Linked DNA regions of Homo sapiens: region 1 is linked to region 2. The links are chromatin contacts, found by Hi-C in ENCODE. All regions are on one chromosome and are shown on one strand. Each heading gives the region's core, a stretch centred on a gene start or an enhancer-like site at or near the end of the contact. The rest is flanking DNA. Distances are from core to core; before and after follow the strand shown.

Region 1 (5,963 bases), core at 1,957-4,456, 310 kb after region 2:
TCTCCTTCTTAGCTTAAGCAACTGAGTTGAAGTTCTCTCTCTTGCAGGATTTTTTTTTTTTTTTTTTGGACAGAGTCTCACTCTATTGCCCAGGCTGGAGTGCCATGGTGCAATCTTGGCTCACTGCAAACTTAGCTCACTGCAACCTCCATCTCCCAGGCTCAAGCGATTTTCCTTCCTCAGCCTCCCAAATAGCTGGGATTACAGGAACCCACCACCACACCTGGCTGATTTTTGTATTTTTAGTAGAGACGGGGTTTCACCATGTTGGCCAGGCTGGTCCTGAACTCCTGACCTCAGGCGATCCACCCACCTCAACCTCCCAAAGTGCTGGGATTACAGGTGTGAGCCACCGCGCCTGGCCTCTTGCAGGATTCTTGAAGGGAATCCTGACTAGTTCGGGGAGTTTAAGAAACTCGCTCAAGATCAGCCAGGAAATGGTGATGCCAAAAACTCAAACCCCTAACGGAGTTCCCAACTTAGATCCGGATCCCGGCTCAGGATCAAGACTAGCCGTTGTTGGACTGTCCTCCAGAACTCTAGGATTAGCATCCCGAGACGGGAGCTAGATCTTGGCTGAAGCACTGTAGGAATCAGCGTAGTCACAAAGCACAGAACTCATGAGCTGAACCTAGGCAGGAATTGGCATGTTACCACCCAAGGGCCAAATCCAGCCCACCTCTTGTTTTCGTACAGTCCACAAGCTAAGAATTCTTTTTACATTTTTAGATGATTGGAAAAAAATCAAAAGAAGAATATTCTGTGGCATATGAAAATTATATGAAATTCAAGTTTCAGTGTCCATAAATACTGTTTCATTGGAATGCATTCATATTCATTCATTTGCATGTTGTCTATTGCTGCTTCGTGCTTCAAGAGAAGAGTTGCGTAGTCATCGAAGAGACCGCCTAACATTTTAGTACCTGGCCTATATAGGAAAAGTTTACCCATTGCTGCCAAGCTCTGAGCTTCCCTCCTTAGCTTTCTTGTGGCTTTTTTCCCAAGCTACTCATCTCGTCCCTTCCTGCTTCCCCTTCCTCCAGTCCTGGTTCTTAAAGAGGCAGGACCTCTGTGAAATCAGTGAATGCTTGGGAAGCTCCCAGCACAGAGCCTGGGGCACTGTTAGTGCTCAGTCACTGAAAGGTGTTGGGAAGGAACCTGAGTCAGCAGTGCAGCATATACGTGCAGCCTCTGCATCCTGTCTCTGCTGCTCACTCCCTGTGTGACCTTGGGCTAGTTGCTTCCTGTGAAATAGGAATAAGAATAGTCCCTACCTCATAGGGCCCTGGTGAAGATCAAATTAGTCATTGCATGTAAAGTGCTTCCAAGAGTGCTGGGCACACAGAAAACGTTTGATAAGATCCTAATTGTCATTGTTTTTCTCATTGGCTTAATCTCCATGGAGGATCTTGGGAGCTGCCTACCATTGAACCTGGCCCATGTTTGGCCCAGGGCCCCCGAGAAAGGTCAAGGCTGTGCAGGGAGCAGAGAGCTGGCCTCCTGACTCAGAGCCTTGGCAGGCTGGGGCTTCATGACACCCCTAGCAGGAGGCAGCCTGGGGCTGAGATGGGGGCTTAAAAGCAGGAGATCCTGGGCTTGGCCCTCCCAGCAAAGGGATGTGTGTGTGTATCTGTAGCTGGATGAGACACTCTTTCTAGGAAAAAAAAGGGCAAACAGGTCCACCCAAAATGGCTAAAGGCAGCCCCATCTGGGGTGGGCAGTTTCCATGGCTGAGAAGACCACAGAGCCACTGGGGCTGCCTTGGCCTCCACCTCGGGCGCAGGAGCCAGCTGAGCCCCCATTACACTTTGCTCTGCCCACCCCTGTCCTGGCAGCTCCTCTTCTGGCGAACCAGGGCCCAGGACAAGCAGCCCAGAGAGGCCGGAGCCCTGAGCCGGTACAGCAGGCTCCGGTGGGGGAAGTGGGCAGAAGAGTGATGGAGCCGGATGATCAGGGAAGAGCTTCCAATTCTCAGCTCCAGGCTGTCCCCTCTTGTCCCAGTTCACCGGGTCTCTTAGGCTCCAAGCCTGGGCTGAGTGGAAATAGGCAGAATTGAAGGGTCCTGGGGCTTCTGCCCAGGCTCAAGGCCACCCAAATGTTCTGGAAGTCCTGTGGGAGGGGCACCTCCGTGGATCTGCTGCCTCCTGTCAGGCCTCAGCTTTGTCAAGACCTCAGTGAGGGGTGAGCTGAGTGGCTGGGCCTGGCTGTCGCCCTGTCCCTCACTTGGCCCAGCCCGGGCCCCCTTCCCAGCCACTCACTGCAGTATGTTCCCAGCCGGAGCCTGGTTCTGCAGCTCCCAGGCAGGTATGAGCATCCACTCCTTCACCAGGAGGGCAGGACAGGCAAGAGGGACTTCCTGGGCCATTTCAGCAACTGTCGCTTTTTAGGAGACACACTCCTAGACAGAGGCACTCATACTCCCCACCCATGCAGAGAAGCACACGCCCCTTAGCTGCCACACACCCAAGGCCACTCGGACACACGTGCCTCCCTTTGCATGCACACGTCCTGCTGATACCACCTAACCTAACTGTGTCTGAAGCTCTCGGCTCACTCCTGGGTTTGTCTGAAGGCCAGAGCAGGCTGACGTTAGCCTTCCGGAGTGACTGTGAGAAGCAGGGCCAGGGGACATCACACAGAGGCCACCAGAAGGTCAGCAGGTTCTTACACATCATCTGGGCCAGTGGCTCCCACACCTTGAGGCATGCCTTAGGGGCCTTTGTGAAAAATTATCATGTCCCACCCCAGACTTGGTAAATCAGAATCTCTGTGATGATGGCAACTGAGGTGGGGGACTGAGATCTAGCAGACTCTCTAGCGGTTCTGACGCTGGATAGACTTTGTAACCTGATCTAGTCCAACCCCCTTACTGTTCCAATTCAGTAACTGAGGCTGAGAGAGGGAGAGTGGCCTGTCCAAGGTCACACAGCAGTTGCCTAGGCCAGCCAGGACTAGGACCCAGGACTCCTCACTGCCCAACCCCAGGCTTCAGGTCTGCAGAGATCCCCATGTCCTTCCCTGTCCCCACCAGCCTTGAGTGTCCCCCTGGCCTGCCTCCCAGTAAGGTCAGCTGGCTTTCATGTTCTGCAGTGCCCAGCAGGACCAGGGCCAGGGCTAGCCTGCAGCCAGCAGTCCTCTGGAACAGAGGCTGGGTGACTGTCTTCAGCTCCCTTCCCACGCAGAGGGCCCCTGCTCGGGAGGCCTGCTTTAGGGAAGGTGAAGGCTGGGCTCCCTGCAGTCACAGATGTTTGCCCCAACATGCTGAGCGCCCCCACCCTACTCCTGGGGGAGGCCGGAAAGGCAAGTCCTCACGCTGCCCAAACATCTGGACTGTGCAGAGAGAGCCAAGATGCGCTATGCAGATGTTTTCAAAGCTGATGCCGGGTGTCAGCAGAGAATAGACATCTGGGTGGATGGCCGGGGCTCATGCTAAAGGGCAGGGTAGATTGCGGCCAGTGATTCAGGGCGGTGTTGGCACAAAGCTGGGGGTGGGAGTGTGGCCTGGGGACTTCACTCCCCCAGCTGGTTGGCCTCCTTAAGTGGGAGTCAGATCCCCAGGGCGGCAGCCAGGTAACGTTCACACGATAGCTACCACTTGTTGAGCACTCACCACATGCCAGGTGCTGTTCTGCATTTTGCATGTATTATCTCATTTAACCCTGACAACAACCCTGTGGGGCAGGTACCATTACCGTCCCCCTTCTCCAGGCCACTGAAGCACAGGGAGGTGATGTCATGGCCCAGTCTCACCCAGCAAGCCGGTGGCAGTGCCAGGCTCACACAGAAGCCCATGCAGGTCACCTCTGAACAGCCCCGCTCCATCCCATGAGTGACCCCCAGTGGTTTTTGGGACCAACCCCACCATGCCCTTCTTTCAAATATTACATTTGCATATGGGGGCATTTTGCATAGAGAAAATGGGTTTCTGGGCAGCGTCCCTTTTCCTGTGTTTGGAACTTGGGGAAAGGATCCACTAGGAAGGCAAGCCAGGCCCTCCTCCCGGGCCGGTGGGCAGCTGCTGCCAAGTCTCCCAGGGCTTCTGAGACCAGAGGCTGCTTCCTGAAGGAAAAGTGAGCTCCCTGTGGCTGAGGCCAGCTGTGGCCAGCAGGGCTATTTATTTTTCTGTTCCTAAGCCTTTAAGTCATCTGTTTACATAGGCAGTAGAAGGAGTTGGGCTTGGTGTCCCTGCCTGGTGCCCTCCCTCCCTCCCTCCATCCTGGGCCTTGCAGGCTGAGCCAGGGACCCCCAGAGCCAGTGGTGGTAGTGATGGTGGAGGGGGTGTGGTGGGGAAGCTCTGGGGCCTGGAACTACAGGGCCACTGGGAGACTCTGCACTCAGGGCTCTGGCTGTGATGATGACCAGGCCTAGCCACTGCCTCCCCTGCTTCCCACCCTTTCTCCCCAGATCCTGTGGAAGTCCTCAGAGCCTGGAGCCTCACTTTCCGTGCCCCCTCACCCATAGCAGGTATCCAGGCTCTGAGCTCTCCCCTTCCTTCAGCCCAGCTGGCTCTCCAGAGCAGCCAGACATCAGCCACCCAGCCCGTGAGAACACTCACCAGCCAGCCCCCACCCTGCCAGGAATGGGAGTGGGGAACCTTCCCCAGCTCTGAGCCCCCAGAGGAGCAGGCCCTGGCCCGCCCCCTCCACAGGCATGTTTTGAGGCCTAGAGCAGCCATGCTCTGGGGCAGGGCCGCAGACACAGGGGAAGAAGACGAGGTTTCCTTCCTGAGAGGAGCAGGGGAGAGGGACGCACACGCGTAACCCCAGGACCCCTCACACAGGTGTCTTGATAGAAATGCCTGGAGGCCCTGAGGGAGGTGGTTTCTCTGAGCGGGTGACATTGAGTGACTCTACAAGGGTGGGTGACTTCTCCGTTGGAGAAAGGGAGCTTCAGTGCATGCAGGAAGAAGGAGGCTCCCAAACCCATGGTGCAGCTGAGGGAGAGACGGCAGAGCACGCAGGAGGCCACCCAGGTGTGTGGCCAGAGAGGTGGGTGGGGCCAGCGCACCTGGGGCCTGAATGTCCCCAGACAGAGGCCATCAGGAACCGCGGAGCGCTTGGGACAAGGGAGTGACAGCATTGCAATGCTAGTTAAGAAGGAAATCCACAGGAGTGAGGGGAGGGGCAGGGAAGTCCCCCAGGAGGACTGAGAGTGAGACAAGGTGAGACAGGCCGGGGCGGACAGGAGAGCAGACTGCAGAGATGTTCTCTCCCTCCAGAGGGGACTTAGGGAAGGGATGTGGATGGAGAGAGAACCAGGGCCCTCCTCTCTCTGGACCCCACCTGTGCCCGTCTGCTCATTCAGGCCATGGGCATGGTTCTGCCACTTGAGGCATCAGAGTCCAAGCCTGGCTCAGCTGCGCGGCGATGACCTTCTCATTCTGGTCAGCAACTATCAACTAAACACCTGCTCTGTGCCAGGCCTGGGGTTGGCAGGGAGAGGGCGGCAGAGGGGAGGGATAGAGGGCCTGTTGGGGCGGGGGGGAATAAGGAGCTGAATGAAATCGTGTCCCCACCCACAGAAAGGCAGGACTAGGGCAGCCAGCCTTGGCCTGAGGCAGCCGTGCCAGGGTGACTGGGGACAGAGGAACTCGGGGTCTGGCCCTGAGCAATGTGCTGGATTTACAAGTAGAGACAAGGTGGTGGCATTCCAGGGAGGAACAGGCTGAACAAAGGCCCAGAGGTAGAGTTCACAGTGTGACAGGCACAGACAGATGCCACAGCCCCGCTCCTTCCCGATGCCGGCCCTGGGCCTCAAGGTCATCTTCTGGCCTGGGGTGGTGGTCATGGAGGATCCAGGATATCTAGATTCAAGTGCTCTCCCTGCCGTCTGGGCTGCCTCCTTCCCATGGACCCAGGACCTGCCCTCCCAGACTGTCTTCCTTCTTGCTCTTGTTTGTCCCATCCTCCTCATCCCTCCCATCTCACGTTGGGGCTGGGAGCTCATTCCAGGCTTTGCCTCTC
Region 2 (6,007 bases), core at 11-2,510:
GCTAAAACATTGCCCACTTCCCCTACAGACTTGAACAACCTGTCTAGTGCATCTAGTGCAAAGTCCTTCTCTGTGTCTAACCCTCAGTCTACCTTCTTCAGCTCCACAGTCCCCCTGCCTTCCAGATTCATAGTTTTGGACCATGACCAGATTTGGGAAGCCATTCCCATGGTTCTACCCAAACTTGCTGTGTAATCACAGGCATGTCACCACCCTTATCTGAGCCCCGGCTCAGTGGGGAGGCTCCCCCCAGCTTCCCCAAGGACCCTCTTGCCTGTCGGCAGCAATGGCGGTCATGGAGTAGATGCTGACAAACATGGCTGTGATGGGGAAGAGGTTCTGGAAGTAGCAGAAGGCACGGCCAAAGTACCAGATGTTGTGGCTGGCATAGACAAAGTTGAAGGCGGCATTGAAGGCAGCCATGCAGAGGTCAGCCAGCGCCAGATTGACGATGAAGTAGTTGGTGACTGTGCGCATCCTCCGATGGGCCAGGATGATCCAGATGACGATGGCATTACCCGTCACGGCCACCAGCACCAGGGCCAGGTAGGCTGTGGCCCACAGTGCCAGTTGCCAGCTGGGCATGGAGAAGGCTGTGATGCCCGTGGTGTTGCTCTCAGGGCCAGATGAGATATTGGCTTCAGTCACAATGTCACAGGTCCCCATGGCTGCTTCTGGGTCTGGAACAAAGGACCTGGCTCCTCGGCTCCTCTCGGATTTGCTATGAAAGAGAACTCCCCTTCAGAGCATGGGAATATGGGGGCAGGGAGAGGAGCAGATGCCAAGCGTGGTGGCACATCAGGAGAGCCTGGGGCCACTCCTAGGTCTCAGGCAAAGATGAGCTGGGCTGAGCACAAAGCCCAGTCCAGAACCATTGTCATTTCAGATTCCATCCTTCCGGCCAGACTTCTCGAATATCATGTGGAAACACAGAATTCAAATCACAGTGTCAGAGCAGAAAACACCCTTATAAATCAACCCCTTCGCTGAAGAGATGGAAGACAGAGATTCCAAGAGGGGACGGGACCAGCCCAGGTCACTCAGGAAGTTGGTGACAAGTTAGGACTCGAACCCAGGTTTCTCGTCACGTAATTCAGGAAACCTTCCAGATCAGAGGAATGCACAGCGGGAGTCTCTGGAGTCCACAGGTCAATGGCGCAGCAGCCTCTCTCCAGGCTTTGGGCTGCAAGCCGGGCTGGGTGCTGGGTGCTCAGGGCTCTGCCAGCTGCCAGCCCTCGCTGCAGCTTCCCTGCCGTTCTCTGGGGCAGGGCCAGTGGGGGCCTTGGCAGAGGTGCTGCCTGCTCACGAGGGGGGGCTTTGGCTCCCGCCCCTGGTCCCACCCCCTGCTTGGCCTTGTCTCTTGAAAGATTTAGGACTGGCTGCAGAGGCAGGGAGAGACTTGGGGGAGATGGGGCTGGTACAGAGGGCCCAGCTCTCGGCGGATGTTGACTTTCAGCCCAGGACAGGAGCTACGTCTGAAGAGTGATTCTGAATACAGAAGGAGTTCGAGCCTGGTTTGGTGACTCCAGGCAAGTCTCTTAACCTTTCTGAGCTCTGTCTACCCCATCTGAAAAATATAGAAAAATGGTGTGCATCTTACAGTACATTTGTGAATTTTAAATGGAGATAATGTGCACAAAGTCTACTTAGCACAGGGGTTGGTACATAAAAACTATGATTGGAGTTTCTGGCCCGAAGGGAGGACCCCACAGCTCTGGGCGCTCTAGGAGGAGAAGCCAGAACCCGGAGCGTTTCCAGCGAGTTCCCAGGTGATACTGATGCTGCTGGAGCCAGCACTTCACTTTGAGAACCACTGTCTTAGGACAAAGTCAGGGCTCTTCCGGGAACCACAGCAAAGCTGGAGTTTTAACTCCTGAGAAGCTGCTCTAGGTTTGCCCCAAGATCCCTGCTCCTGGTCATTGACTGTGTGCACGTGTGTGAAGCAGTGAAGATGTTTCTGAGCAACTGTATGTGCGGCTGACGTGTTAAGCTCACACACACGCATGAACCTGTGCACACCTGTGGTGTGTGGACCATGAAGGCAGGGCAGGATTAGCGGGAGTCGGGGGGGCATGTTCTTCATTAAAGCAGAGGAGGCTTCTCATTCACCAGCAACCCACGGCACAGCAGCCTCTGTGCTCCCAGGGCTCTGCCTTGCACCGCCTGGGTTTCTCGTGGCTGGGCCTCGGCCCCCACACTCCCAGTCCATTTTCTGCTTCTCCCTGTGTGTCACTTTCCTGACACCCAGCCCTTGTCTCCCGGGGTGAGCTGAGAAAGACCTTTAAAGGTCTCTAGTGCTGAAAAGATTATGCCACCCATGGAATCCAATATAAAAACAACACTAAACCATAAGTCATGAAACTTAAACATGCTGAAATTGAAAGAGCTTCTTTATGGATTTTTCTGATTATGAACTTCTGGGTAAGTTCATCGACAATCAACACTGAAATTGTATCTATTGTTTGGTCTCCCTGCTGTGCAGATGTGAGGAGCATGTGCTGGGTCGAATGGGAACCCCATCCTTGCCCTTGGGGAGGGAGTGCTTCCTGGGCCCCTACTCCTCCCGTGGGTGTGTGCCTGTGTGCCTGTTTCCTCTCTGGAGTGGCCTGTTTGGACTTTGGACCCTAGCAGAAGGGTCTCTGCCTTTGATCTCTGTTGGTGGCGGCAACAGTAGCAGTACTTTAGGGTTTGCTTCTGTCTCATGCCCATCTGGCCAGGGTCCTAAAGAGCAGAATGTGTAGAAATAAGAATGGAAGCCCAAGACAGCCTGCTCTTTTTGCTGTCCTCCTGCTCCCAGGCAGTGGGAATTTGTTGAGCTTCAGGTGCAAACCCAGTGCAGGGCTGGGATGCCTGAGCGCCTGTCACCAGTCACAGAAGCCCAGCAGAGTTCAAGTTCCTTCCTCCCCACAACATCCCGCCACCTCCACTGTTTATGTAAAGGGGATTATGTTTTGGAGCTTGTACATCTGAGTTTTTATTTTCCCCTTAAATTATCTGCTCTTGCAGCCTTCCAACTATGTGCTATGGTTTGAAGCCTCGTGAAAGGGGAAGATGCGGGCCACCCAGGATGAAGGGGTTCCTGATCAGCTTTGCTGCTTGGCACTGGCCTTCTGAGTCCATAGCTAGACAGCGATCCCGAAGGCCAGTCCTTATTTTATTTTATTATTTTAGATGGAGTCTCACAGTGTCGCCCAGGCTGGAGTGCAATGGCACGATCTTGGCTCACTGCAACCTCCGCCTCCTGGGTTCAAGCGATTCTCCTGCCTCAGCCTCCTAAGTAGCTGGGATTACAGGTGTATGCCACCACACCTGGCTAATTTTTGTATTTTTTTAGTAGACAGGGTTTCACCATGTTGGTCAGGGTGGTCTTGAACTCCTGACCTCAGGTGATCCACCTGCCTCAGCCTCCCAAAGTGCTGGGATTACAGGCATGAGCCACTGCGCCTGGAAGGCCAGTCCTTTTAAAGGAGAAAAAAAAATGCCGGGCACGGTGGCTCACACCTGTAATCGCACACCTGAGCTGATGGTGCCAGTTGCGTGCATCCAGGAAGCAGACCCTGCTGTGTAAGAAACACACCAGCTGTTTCTCAGGGAGCTACCACTGGGGTCAACACTTGGGGCAGCAGACAAGGCAGGAAGCAAGTGTGGCTGAAGCACGGCATCGTGCTGTGGTCCAGGCCTACAATAGCCTTGGTAACCCCATGGGTAATTGGAACTGGGATAGCTTCAGAGTTGCCCCGTGTGGGGCAAAGTTAACCAGGCCTTTATATTTCCACATTGGTCACTGGACGTGGGCCACCCCAAGAAATCATGTGATTGTTGTCAAGGCAGTTGAGGCGAGGCCTGCAGTCGGGGACGCTAAACATGGTGCTGGTACTATATGCCTGCCCGGCAGCTTGAAGGGGGCCTGGGAAGCGCAGGGCAACGTCCACACAGCTAGACAGCAGCCACTCCTTCAGACGGGCGTGCGCTGGCAACTGTGCCTTGCTGGTTGGTGTAATTGTGACCTCTGGGCTAGAGGCTTAAAGACCAGAGTTGGGAGAGGAATGATCTTCCAGGGAGTTTGAGGAAGAAAAGGTGGGAGAGCTGTGGTGTGTGAGAGAAGTGGGTGGGAGAGGAAAGGCGGCTCCAGAAAGCACTGTGGATGAGGCGTTGCTATCAGCGCCTGGGGGATGCTCTTGAGAGTGGCCTATCTCTGTTTGGGAGGCTGCTCTGGGCCCTAGCTTCAGAGGTCACAGACAGCATCGCGGGACACTAGCGCTGAGGGTCACCCTGTCACCAGGGCAATGCTGGGGGTGCCAGGAGGTGGCCGAAGTGAGAGGAGGACGTGGGGTTGGCAAAGGGTCAGCCCCTCTGCTGAAAGGCTCCAGTCCTGTGCCCGGTGGTGGGTCTGACCCTGAGCCGCTGCTCCAGTGATCATCCCAGAGACAGGAGGAAGGATCACATCTGTATTTGCGGGAGCTCCTGGTGGGGCCAAATGAGGACAAGAAGAAGAACACTTTTCATTCTGCTAGATGAATCTGGTTCCATGGACTGTCCTTCATTCCGAGACCATGCCCTTCCTGCTGTTTGAGTTCTTTCATGAAATAATGGGGATGGCGGATGGTAGTTGTTGACCTGGTTTTGCTTTTTCTTTAAAATTCCTTACTTGGTGGAATAAAAAGTCAGTGACCGGTATGGTTCCCTCAATAGGGTTTTTGTTGTTGTTGTTGTTGTTTTTGTTTTGTTTGTTTGTTTTTGAGACAGAGTCTCACTGTGTTGCCCAGGCTGGAGTGCAGTGGCACAATCTTGGCTCACTGTACCCTCCACCTCCCAGGTTCAAGCGATTCTCCTGCCTCAGCCTCCCGAGTAGCTGGGATTACAGGCGCCCACCCCCATGCCCAGCTAATTTTTATATTTTCAGTAGAGACGAGGTTTCACCATGTTGGCCAGGCTGGTCTTGAACTCCTGACTTCAGGTGATCTGCCTGCTTCAGTCTCCCAAAGTGGTGGGATTACAGGCGTAAGCCACCATGCCCGGCCCCCTCAATAGGTTTTTAATATTATATTGGCCCATGAAATTCAAAGACCCAGGAGCCCCTATCTATTTCCTCAATTAGAGAAGAGGAGTGAGGCTGGGTATGGTGGCTCACACCTGTAATCCCAGCACTTTGGGAGGCTGAGGTGGGTGGATCACCTGAAGTCAGGAGTTCGAGACCAGCCTGGCCAACATGGTGAAACCCTGTCTCTACTAAAAATACAAAAATTAGCCAGGTACAGTGGCAAGTGCCTGTAATCCCAGCTACTCGGGAGGCTGAGGCAGGAGAATCACTTGAATGCGGGAGGCGGAGGTTGCAGGGAGCTGAGATGCAGCCACTGCACTCCAGCCTGGGTGACAGATTGAGATTCCATCTCAAAAAAAAAAAAAGAGGTGCAGGAGCTCCCAAGAGGGGCAGGGCGAGGCCTGGTTTCATCACCAGTGAGGTGGGGCTCACGTCCCCTTGTCTTGCCTTTACTGTTCTGTCGGCCTCCACGTCCCGGAGGCCCATCGAAACCACTTCCTTGATCACCTCCTTGTCACACTGATGGCAGGCAAGGCTTCTCAGGTCTTGGATCGCGTCTTGTTTGTTTCCAGTGTCTAGGAGTGGCCAGAACGTTGTCAGTGTCCTATAAAGGTTGGTTGAATAAAAATGATGAATAAAATGTAAAATAATACTCCAGTGAGGGATGGGGAATCTTATGTGTACATTATTTATTTATTTATATCTATGTCTTTGTGATACAGATATGAAAGTTCTAAGTTAATGGTGGGATTTCAAGTGGGCAGGGCCGTATAATGCCTGGCACACTGGTACATGGTAGATGCTCAATAAACATCAAATGAATAAATGAATAACAAATGATGAGTAAAGTCTAAATTATCACCTTGTTAGGGGTGAATGGGTAGCATTTTTATTTTTACAGGCCCTAAAGCTTAAAGTAAGAGAATATTTCTCCATACGTCCTGCAGGGATTTTGTAGCAGGACAT

The links. A loop is a pair of places that touch in the nucleus more often than their neighbours do. Pooled maps may share reads with other maps.
Region 1: a pooled map shows a loop between it and region 2 (2.8-fold over the local background). The contact joins the enhancer-like site here to the promoter of TACR2 in region 2. A Hi-C loop is called at or near these places in 2 of 168 maps with a recorded cell type or tissue (ascending aorta and breast epithelium) and 5 of 50 pooled maps.

Annotation. Positions count from the first base shown.
Region 1 is chr10:69,727,290-69,733,252 of GRCh38, forward strand. No RefSeq gene overlaps it. Among named protein-coding and RNA genes, the nearest start is that of LINC02651, 46 kb to the left of the region's middle. RefSeq lists enhancers at 1,087-1,889, 4,882-5,536. Within about 2 kb of position 3,207, at least 10 of the 41 ENCODE cell types and tissues checked have a DNase peak (open chromatin) inside an H3K27ac peak, as active enhancers do; they include ascending aorta, where a contact is called at or near this core.
Region 2 is chr10:69,415,658-69,421,664 of GRCh38, forward strand. TACR2 (tachykinin receptor 2) reads right to left here and starts at 1,261. Exons shown (of 5, transcript NM_001057.3): 1 at 275-1,261. The coding sequence starts at 666. RefSeq lists enhancers at 1,031-1,765, 2,516-2,810.